Regions from separate parts of the Homo sapiens genome. Here region 1 is linked to region 2. Evidence: chromatin contacts called from ENCODE Hi-C data. All regions are on one chromosome and are shown on one strand. Each heading gives the region's core, a stretch centred on a gene start or an enhancer-like site at or near the end of the contact. The rest is flanking DNA. Distances are from core to core; before and after follow the strand shown. Region 1 holds the start of FER (FER tyrosine kinase). Region 2 holds the start of SRP19 (signal recognition particle 19).

Region 1 (5,555 bases), core at 3,017-5,516, 4.1 Mb before region 2:
CAATCTGGAAACTCAGGTCCTTCAGTACTGGGGAAATGTCTTTCTTTGCTAATTTTGCCCCCTCTCCCCGTCTCCTTTTTTCTTTCTATAGATTAGATGTTTGATCTCCTGAATTGATCCTACATTTTTTTCCTCATATTTTTCAACTGCTTGTCTTTTTGTTTTTATTTTGAGACTTCTCAATTTCATTTTATCATCTGCTATTGAATTTTAATTTGTTTTTTAACTTTTCAAAGTTCGTTTCTCTCTCTGAATTTTTCTTTAGAAAAATAGCCTCCTGTTTTCATTTCTTTAAGGATTGGCAGACCTTATTTTTGACGTGATTAGGCAGGGAATCTGTACATTTTGGAAAATCCCCCCGCCCCCACACCCTCAGTACTCACTAGTTATAAAAATACTTTTCCTCAGGCAAGTCAATTTCCCTAAAAAGGAATCCTCTAAGGTCTTCTCTGAGGGACAGGAACCTGAATACAGTCATTATGGGAGCTTGGAGGATAAGTCTCACAGTTTAGTATGTAGACTTTCATGTATTCCCTTTACCCCAATGTGCAGTAGGCACTTTTCTCCTAGGTAATATTCAGCTGTCTCTGTATCTTCAAGATCTGAGCTTCTCTAATGACTCCAAGGAGTAAACCTTGTTGTCTCTGGATTGTGGTAGAGTAGTGTTTTAACCTAGCTGCTTGGTGGGGGAAGTGATCTTGATGGGGCAAGTAGGGTCTCCCTACTCCTTTTACAGACTGTCAAGCAATCCTGTTGTTTACAGCCTCTTTTCTCAACCATGCCCCCTCAGAGATCCCTAGGCCTGGACCTAGGCACTTTGGGAGGCCAAGAGAGGTGGATCACTTGAGGTCAGGAGTTTGAAACTAGCCTGGCCAACTTGGTGAAACCCCGTTTCTAATAAAAATACAAAAATTAGCTGAGTGTGGTGGCACATGCCTGTAATCCCAGCTGTTCAGGAGGCTGAGGCACCTGGACCTGTGTTTATGTTATATCAAGGATTTTCAGGACAGAGCAGAGATAAATGCCTGAGTTCAACACACCATGTTGAATAATTCACTGGTCTCATGCCAAACATACAGACTTTCCTGAACTTTTTTGCCTTTCCAAGTGAGAATCTTTGGGAGTTAATCTGGGAGTCTATTTTTGAAAAGATCCTCAGGTGATTCTGATAATATCACACATATAAATTCATTATTACAGCACTGTTACACAGGCACACACATTTTTCAGTTAACTCTGAAGCCATAATGAACCAGGGATAAGGGGATGAGGAAAAGGACAGGTCAATTCTGAGAAAAGGCCGGGCACGGTGGCTTATGCCTGTAATCCCAGAACTTTGGGAGCCCGAGAGAGGTGGATCACTTGAAGTCAGGAGTTCGAAACCAGCCTGGCCAACTTGGTGAAACTTTGTCTCTAATAAAAATACAAAAATTAGCTGAGCGTGGTGGCACATGCCTGTAATCCCTGGAGGCCGAGGCAGGAGAACAGCCTGAACCTGGAAGGCGGAGGTTGCAGTGAGCTGAGATCACACCACTGCACTCCAGCCTGGGTAACAGTGAGACTCTGTTTTAAAAAAGAAATGAAAAAAAAAATCTGAGAAAAGGATGGCTTAAAAAGGGACAGGCCTTTAGTGATCCAGGGGCATTTTGGAGAAGGCATGTCTTGATTACGAATGTTGGTGGATTTCTTAATGGAGAGCAGGTCAGGGAAGCAGGAGAACCAATATTAATTAGAGTACTAGGATGGCCACCCGCTGGCTGGGAAAGATGGTTGGGAGATGGTGTTAATACATTTGACATCTAGTTTGAAGACAGAATGGATGTTTTCTTCCTTCAAGTCTACTTCATTTTCTTTTCTTCCCTCCCCCTCCAACTACTCTGCTATTTTCCTAACACAGATTCAAAAAATAAAGGAAATGATTAAGCCATTTTGAAAATTTGAAATTTGGAAAGCCAAAACAGTCCTAAAGAAAATTTCACACAAATGTGACCTCTAGGAACAGTATTCATTCAAGAGAACAATTTTCAAAAAGAAAAAAATATATATCCACTGAAAACAAACACTGCAGCATGTATAGAATAAGGATAGATATGGTTTCCATATTGCATACCTCATCATGATCTCTATTTTAGGAGCAGTATGTGTGTATGGTTAGTTATGAATTGTGGATAGGTATGAATTGTGGATTAGAAAGCAGAGAGTCACAAATCAAAGGAGTTGGCAGAAAAGAGACACAGATGAAGAAAAGGAGGGAGGGGTAAGTATTGGAACTACTGAACTAAGATGGCACACAACCAAGATTCCTCTTGCAGTCTATACTTTTAAACAGGAAAAAAGGGAGGTGGAGAGATGGGGTGAGGCATGGATGGTGCTAATCAAAAAAAGTAAAAAACTTTTCAATCATTTTTTATTACCCACCTAGGTTTGATGTCCACATTATTATTTTCATTGTCCAGTAAGTAATGCTATTAGAACAGACAAAGTTTGGTATTTGAGAACATGGAATATATACTAAGGTGACACACAGTGTTTATTAAATGTGTTGCAATGCAATGTGATAATTCCAACAGAGGAAAAAAATGTGAAACTGGATTTGCTATATATTTTTGTATGCTTCAAAAATGCAGCATAGATTTTTGCCACATTCATTTACTTCAAGTATATTCTTTCACAACTGCATTTCCTAGCACAATGACTGGCATATGGTAGACAGCTTTTAAGGTTTTGGAATGAATAGGTGAGAACTCAGAGAACAATTGTAGATATGGAAAGATTCTTGCTGATTTTTCTAGATTTGGGTTCCTTAACACAAACACACATGTTGTGTATCAAACAGCTCTATTTCTACCATATCTTTATTGAAAGCTACTTTCTGCAAATATGTAATAACGTATTCACCAACCACATCTTTCTACATTTTGATTCCCTTTGTATAAATGGAGAAATTCTAAGGTTCTTGGGAAAGGTATTCAGTCATGAAGCAGTCTCCAAAGTTGTATTTTGGCCTTACCTAACCAAATTTTCATTCATTTCATTCTTATTGACATTACATATACTATAACATTTGATGTTCACAGAAAATTAACTTCTATTTTAAGAAGTTTACTCACAGAACCACAGTTTGTGCATTTAACAATCACTATGAAATACATATGAAACATTAACCATCATTTTAGAGAACAATTTAAAAACTCCGAAGTAACTACTTTCCTTAACTTTGTCATCCCAACATTCTGGGTATAGGCATTGTTGGAAAAATATAATTAAAAACCAAAATCTCCCAACCCAGAAATCCTCTCCACAAACGTTAGTAGACAAAACACTTTTATTACTGAATAAGCATTAAACGAGACTGTGATACACATCACAGGCAATTTGCTAAGAGATTGCAAAGACAGAAATCTTGCCCTTTTGTATAGCCAAGTATATACGACCCATTACATACACGTTTTCAAGTTGAACAATAACTAGTCCTCAAGTAAGAGGACCTGACATTTGTGACATTAACTTTACTTAATAATTGGGGTGACCATCTGTGTTAGTTAATTGGTTTTATCCAGAGGAAAAACAAACTTCTCCTGTCTTTATGACGGAAGGTAGTTTTGCAACACGGAGCAAGTTGCTCACCGAAGTTACGCTCCTACTCTCTCACAGAAACTGGGAGATAGGGAAGGATGCTACTCCGTTGATATGTGCAGCATTTCAAAAAAAAAAAAAAAAAAAAGGTCCAGAGACATTCCTGACTGAGCATACAGTTGACAAGACCTATCTAGTCCTCAAGTGGATTTATACACATTTCAAAGAGTTGAGAAAGTACTTAACAATTAAGAAAGTACTTAAGTTTTCTAAGACAAATGCTCGGAGAGAAAGGGACGGGAAATCTCATCCTCCATTTTCAATAGGGAGAATTAAGCCTCTTATTTAAAATTTTTATGTTGGTTTTTGTTTATTTAGCTTTAAAACAGTAGACTTAAAAAAAGTCCAACTTAAGATTTATGTTTTTTTATGTGTAGGGCTGTTCTCTACGGTTAAATAAATAACCCTGCTTAGAGAAAATATTCACCACTCTTCTTTGGCTCCTATGTAACTCAGTTTTTGAGAGGGAGGGGAAATACCGGATTGACGCTATGTGGTTCAACCAATGCAAAAGATAACACCGCCTTAAAAAGTCTACTACAGGAACATGGGAGGGTCACACCCTCGAATAATGACGCATACCTATCCTACTGTTACTGATCACCTAGTAATAATCTTGTAGTTCACATTACTCATTTTTCACCAAATTCTTTTGGTGAAGGACGCTTCAGAAACGGCCATCACTGAAGAGCAGACCCGTTTGGGTTCTCCACGCATTCTAGACTCCCGAAGAGGTAAGAATTTATTATAGGGGGCCACTCCCAGGACCTGCTGTATGCTTTTAAACATCCATTACAATTCCAGCATTGAGTTTCTAACATTTTTAGGCAGGCTCAGGCACTGGGAGTACAGGATTGAAAGACAGTTCCCGTCCTTAAGGGACTCAGAGTAAACTGGAGTTGCTGAAAACCATTCTAAAGCAATCCACGTTAATAACAGATACAAGTAAAACGTGGGAACGTACAGGAAAAAGTGACCAATTCTGAGGCTGAAAAGTGCCTATTTTAGGGGTGGGGGCCTCGCGGCCCTAAAGCAGCTTCCCTTCCCGGAGATTTCAGCTCCAGGGATCGCCCAGCGCCCTCCGGGCACACTTAACATTTTAATCACGCCTCCGCCCCCACTCTCCGAATTCCTTTCCGGCTGCCGACCCGCCGAGTAGTCCCTTCCAGGCGGCCTCAGCTTATCATCGCCGGTCCGGCCACTTCCCGGCCGCGGCCAGGCGAGCCTCCCAAAGTTTCCTGTGAGGCCTTCGTCCGTCTCCGGCCCCATCTCACCACGGCAGCCCAGGACACCCGCTAGGGAGGAGCAGGTTACCGAGGCGGGGAGAGCGGCACAAACGCGCAGACCTCGGGACTCCACCCGGGCTGGTGAGCGAGCCCAGAAAGCGGCGACCGCAGCTCCGCGTCTCCACTCCCAGGGCCCGCAGCTTGGGCTAAGCGTGCGCCCACCCAGCCTAGGGCCCAAGTCCTGCCCCTTCGGGGACCGGGCCAATCGGCCGCTCCCCGCCTCCTGGGAGGTAGTGGAGGAGGGGGCTGAGGGCCGGGCGGCTGCGCCCGCCTTCCGCTCTTGCCCATTGGCTGAGGCCTCGAGGGTGCCCGGAGACCGGAGTGCAGCGGGATTGGTTGCAGAGGTTCGTGACAGTGGCGCCTATTGGCTGTGGCAGCCCCCGTGACGCGGGGTGGTGACTGGCTCCGGAGTCTGAGGGGTTCGGGCTTGTCAGGTTCTAGGTAGGTGCGTTTCGCGCCGCCGGCGGTAGGCGCTGTTGCCCGGGGCAACGCGGGGGGAGGGGGGAAGAGGAGGGAAGGCAAGCCTAGAGCGGGGGCAACAATGCCTGCCCGCAGAGGGGCGCCCGGGATTCGGCCAGGGCGTTGGGGGCTGTGCCGAGGCTCTTCCTCCGCCCTCAGCCAGCGCCCCCCCCA
Region 2 (5,558 bases), core at 1,408-3,907:
TCAGGAGGCTTGTGTAGGAGGATTGCTTGAGTGTGGGAGGTCAAGGCTGCAGTGAGATGTGATAGGGCCACTGCATGCCAGCCTGGGTGACAGAGCGAGACTGTCTCAAAAAAATAGTTCAGTAAACCATGCTGTAAACAGATGTACTGTCATCCAGGCTTTGTTGTTCCATTTAGAGAACACAGGCAGAGTTGATTTAGCATCATTCTAGGGTCTCTAGGATTTTCTGCATGGTAAATGTCCATTGGCTTTAACTTAAAATCACCAACTGCATTGTTCCCTAACAAGATAATCAGCCTGTCCTTGGCAGCTTTGAAGCCAGGCATTGACTTCTTCTCTCAAAGAGACAAGGATTTTGGGTGCTACATCCTAGATGGCATCTTTTTCCAATAGAAGGCTGTTTTGTCTACATTGAAAAACCTGTTGTTTAGTGTAGCCACTAAATGGGGCAGCTCTGAAGCCAGACATTGACTTCTCTCAAAGGGACAAGGATTTTGGGTGCTACATCCTAGATGGTATCTTTTTCCAATAGAAGACTGTTTTGTCTACATTGAAAAATCTGTTGTTTAGTGTAGCCACTAAATGATACTAGCTAATCATTGATCATCGTCAATGATATTAGCTACATTTTCTGGATAACTTGCTGCAGCTTCTCTATCAGCACTTGCTGCTTCACCTTGCACTTTTATGTTATATGTTATGGAGATGGATTCTTTCTTAAACCTCCTGAACCACCCTCTACTAGCTTCCCACTTCTGAAGCTTCCTCACCTTTCTCAGCCTTCACAGAATTGAAGGGAGTTAGGGCCTTGCTCGGATTAGGCTTTGGGTTAAAGGAATGTTGTGACTGGTTTGAGCTTCTATCCAAACCCCTAAAACTTTCTCCATATCAGCAATAAGGTTGTTTTGCTTTCTGATCATTTGTGTGTTTATTGAAGTAATTTCCTTTTAATTCCTTCAAGAATTTTGTCTTTGTATTTACAACTTGGCTGTTAGGTGCCAAGAGGCCTAGCTTTCAGCCTATCTTGGCTTACATATGCCTTCCTCACTAAGCTTAATCATTTCCATCTTTTGACATGTGAGACGTGTGACTCTTCCTTTCACTTGAATACTTAGAGGCCATTGTAGGGTTACTAACTGGCCTAATTTCAACATTGTTGTGTTTCAGGGAATAGGGACTCCAGAAGAGGGAGAGAGATGGGAAATGGCCAGTTGGTCGAACAGTTAAAACATACACAACATTTATCCATTAAGTTCCCCATCTTATCTGGGCATGGTTCATGGTGCCCCAAAACATTATTATTATTTGAGACGGAGTCTTGCACTGTCGCCAGGCTGGAGTGCAGTGGTGTGATCTTGGCTCACTGCAACCTCCACCTCCTGGGTTCAAGAGATTCCCCTGCCTCCCGAGTAGCTGGGACTAAAGGCCTGTGCCACCATGCCTGGCTTATTTTTTATATTTTAGTAGAGATGGGGTTTCACCATGTTGGCCAAGATGGTGTCTATCTCCTGACCTCGTGATCCACCTGCCTCGGCCTCCCAAAGTGCTGGGATTACAGGCGTGAGCCACCGCACCCGGCCTTAAAACTATTACAATAGTAACAGCAAACATCACTGATCACCGATCACCATAACAGAAATAATGAAAAGGTTTGAAATATTGCAAAAATTACCAAATGTGACACAAAGTATACGCTGCTGGAAAAATGGCACCAAGCAACTTCTTTCAGGCGGATTTGCCAAAAACCTTCCATTTGTAAAAAGGCAGTATCTACTCGCAGCAGCAAGTGAAGTGCAATAATGAAGTATGCCTGTAGTGATGGCACATGGTATCCTTCAGAAGTTTTAAAAGGTGAATAGTTTTGTTTCGTTTTTCCTAGACGGAGTCTTGCTCTGTTACGCAGGCTGGAGTGCAGTGGTGTGATCTCAGCTCACTGCAACCTCCACCTCCTGGGTTCAAGTGATTCTCCTGTCTCAGCCTCCGAGTAGCTGGGATTACAGGCGTGTGCCACCACACTCGGCTAATTTTTGTATTTTTAGTACAGACGGGGTTTCAGCATGTTGGCCAGGCTGCTCTCCAACTCCTGACCTCATGATCCACCTGCCTCAGTCTCCCAAAGTGCTGGGATACAGGCGTGAGCCACCGCACCCGGCCTAAAAGGTGAATAGCTAAGTTTCTAACGCAGAGCACACTGAAACACAACGTCTATAACTTTGCTAGTTCTACCACTACAAAAATCCATTTTGCCAAACTGAAAGCAAGCTCTAGAGCCCAGGAACGGAGAAAAATTAAACGTAAGGAGTATTTCCTTCCCTGTCTAACATATATTTGCATCCTGAACCACACAGATTCCCCTCGTGGCACAGTCTTCGCCCCTTAACAGAGAGTAGCTAGTACCACCCATACTCGCTGAGAAACTGGAAACGAGGGAGGGTCGAAGTTAAACCCTTTTTAGTGGCGGTGCATGCGCCCCACATGGTCTTCCCGGCTTGGGAAAGGAATGAGAAGCTTTCATGATTCTCTCGCGAGAAGGGAAGTCTTCATGCCACGTCAGAGACTAGAGATCCTGGCGCCGAGCGACAGGTGCCGGAACAAACAGGCGATGAGAAATCGCGGACGCGGAACCATTTCTTGGGCAGGACTTCCGGCGGAAAAGCGGGCTGTCTCGGAAACTCAGAGCCGGGTTCCTCCCGGGTTTCTGCCGGGTTTCTCCCTGCGGCTCCTGGGTTGTTGAGACTCTTGTGAAGATGGCTTGCGCTGCCGCGCGGTCCCCGGCCGACCAGGACAGGTGGGTTCTGAGGCGGTGGGTCCTCCGAAAGGAAGGGGCTTGCTGTGGTGCTGCAGGTGCTACACCGCGCTTCTCCGCTCCGCGGCCTCCAGAATGGCCTAGCTGATCCAACTCGCTCTGTACGGGCCCCGCGCCTCTCCCTGGCAGCTCGTTTTTCTGAATCCTGCAGCAGCCACCAGGCTCTTCTCAGGGCTCCTGAAATTCCGACCATAGGTAGCCTAGTGTTTATCTGTACGCGAGACAAGGATTTTGGGTGCTACGTGGACATGATATCAAGTAATATAATCACAGTGTGAGAAATGTGTTCTTTTTAAGTATTGTTGCGTTCAGAAAGGCTCATTTGTGAAATTTTAAGGTTTTTAATACCTCGGACACTTTATATAAGAGGGCGGGCCCATTCTCAGGAACTTTTGACGGGCTGCTCTGTCTAATGTAACAGTTACCCAAGTCGTTTTGTTTCTATTCCTGTGGTTTTTTTCCATCCAAGGTAGTGGATAAAGTTTATTTTTAAATAAGTTAAAGTGAGGTAATTTAAAGAAATAACATTAAGCAAATAATAGCATAGGTGTACCAGCAATGATGACGACTACCACGGACCGAAAGAATGTATTTTTGAAAATACTTGTTATCTGTTGAGTGTAGTTGTCCAGGTTCTTGGCGTTTTGAATAAGGAATTGAACAAAACACACAAAGCAAGGCAGCGAAAGCAGATTTATTTTAAACAAAAGTACACTCCACAGGGTGGGAGCCGGCTCCAGCAAGCTACCCAAGAGCTGTTGGTTACAGAATTTTCTAGGGTTTAAATACCCTCTAGACGTTTCCCATTGACCTGTGCCAGTCTGATTGGTTGAGGGAGGGGGATCAATCAGAAAGAGGAGTAGGCCCGCGGCCAGTCTGATTAGTTGCTCGAGGGGACCACTCCGAGGTACTTTGATTTTTCAACTGCCACGCAGAAAAAGGAGGGGTTGAAAAGGGAGTACCCATCTGATATCTAGGCAGCATGAATTGGCCTTTGGTTCCCTGCCACCCGACCCTTTTCTCCTGCCTCTTACTGCTCTAGTGATACCACTTATGCTATTGTCTATGGCAGGTTTATTTGTATCTATCCTGCTTATTTAAATAATAAGAAGACCATCGCAGAGGGAAGGCGAATCCCCATAAGTAAGGTAAGCAAGATGGCTGGCACCTTGATCCTCGAGGGAATGGGGGGTGTCATCCTGGTCGGGCCACGTAATCTTGTTAGAGCCGCAGGGGGTTCTCTTCACTGCATTTATTTAGGGCTTGAGAACACAGCCAAGAATTGGGGTGCGTTCCTCAGTGTTGGTGAAACCAGAAAGGCATTAATTCATAGCTGAAGGGATATTTTTTTAACGTCTCTTAATGAGCCTTTGTTTGTAAAGGAGTGGGGGCAGAGTGTAGAGTTCACATGTTTTTAAAACAAAGGTTATGACGGTGTTTCCCTTGATATAGGAAATCAAAATTATGACATTGTACGATACATTAATAATGTTCAGAATGTAGTTGAGATTTTTTTAAGTGTGTGAAGAAGACATGCAGAAAGTTCAGCCCTGTTGAGTTTTATTAAAGTGTCATTTGTATTTTGTAATATGACAGATTTAAGACACCTAGGTTTGATGCAGTGAATTCTCCCATGATGAGTACATCTGGGTGGTAACAAGCACTCAAAAAAGAAAACACTACAAGCATCCAGGAAGATTGCTTTATGTTCCCTCTCAGTCACTGTCGCCTCCGCATATGCTCAAAAATACCAGGATGACCACCGTTATGACTTCAACACCATAGATTACTTTTGCTGCTTTTTCAGTTTTCTGTAAATGGAATTACACACTATGTAATTTTGTATCTTTTTTTCACTGAACTTTAAGCTTTTGAGATTTACCTACATATTTGAATGTAGTTGAATTTTCATTGCTCTATAACAGGGTTTGTCAATAGCAGCACCATTGCCGATTTGAGCTAGATAATTGTTGTTGGGGGTTGTTCTGTGCATTTTAAGATGTTCAGCAGTATCCCTGGCCTCTACCCACTAGATGACAGGTCAGCCCCCTCCAGCCCCCCATCCCCTAGTTGTGACAATCAAAAATGTCTCCAAGCATTGCTAGATGTCTTTTGTGTGTGGGTAGGGGTAGGGAGGCTGAGGACAGAATTTCCCTGCTCAAAACTACTGCCCTGTCTCCTCTATAGTATCGCATGGTGTGAGTATGCCAAAGTCTTTTCTACCTTCTTTTTTGTTTGTTTTTTTAAGAGACAGGGTCTGGCTCTGTCACCCAGGCTGGAGTGCGGCAGTGTAGTCTCAGCGCACTGCAGGCTCCACCTCCTGGACTCAAGCCATCCTCCAACCTCAGCCTTCTGAGTAGCTGGGACTACAGGCACATGCCACCATGTCCGGCTACTTTGGTATTTTTTTGTAGCAATGAGATTTCTCCATGTTGTCCAGGCTTGTCTCAAACTCCTGAGCTGAAGTGATCTGCTGGGATTACAGGTGTGAGCCACCACACCTGGCCCTTTCTACTCTGGATGGAAAATTGGATTATTTCTATTAATAGTTTGAGGCTATTATAAATAGATGTTTTTTAGAGAACATATTTTTGCTTTTTTGTAGAACGCATCTGGGAATGGAATTGCAGGGCCATAGAGAATGCATATATTCAGCTTTAGTAGATACTAGCAGTTTTCTAAAGTGTTTGTATGTGTAATTGTTTAAGCAGTCAATAATCATTGAGCACCTACTATGTTGAGAGTACCATGC

The links. A loop is a pair of places that touch in the nucleus more often than their neighbours do. Pooled maps may share reads with other maps.
Region 1: a pooled map shows a loop between it and region 2 (12-fold over the local background). The contact joins the promoter of FER here to the promoter of SRP19 in region 2. A Hi-C loop is called at or near these places in 6 of 50 pooled maps.

Annotation. Positions count from the first base shown.
Region 1 is chr5:108,743,631-108,749,185 of GRCh38, forward strand. It overlaps FER (FER tyrosine kinase), which reads left to right and starts at 4,267. Exons shown (of 20, transcript NM_005246.4): 1 at 4,267-4,370. RefSeq lists silencers at 5,034-5,133, 5,214-5,273, 5,404-5,555.
Region 2 is chr5:112,858,630-112,864,187 of GRCh38, forward strand. SRP19 (signal recognition particle 19) reads left to right here and starts at 2,658. Exons shown (of 5, transcript NM_003135.3): 1 at 2,658-2,788; 2 at 3,879-3,954. The coding sequence starts at 2,748. RefSeq lists enhancers at 2,423-2,717, 2,476-2,555, 2,656-2,955.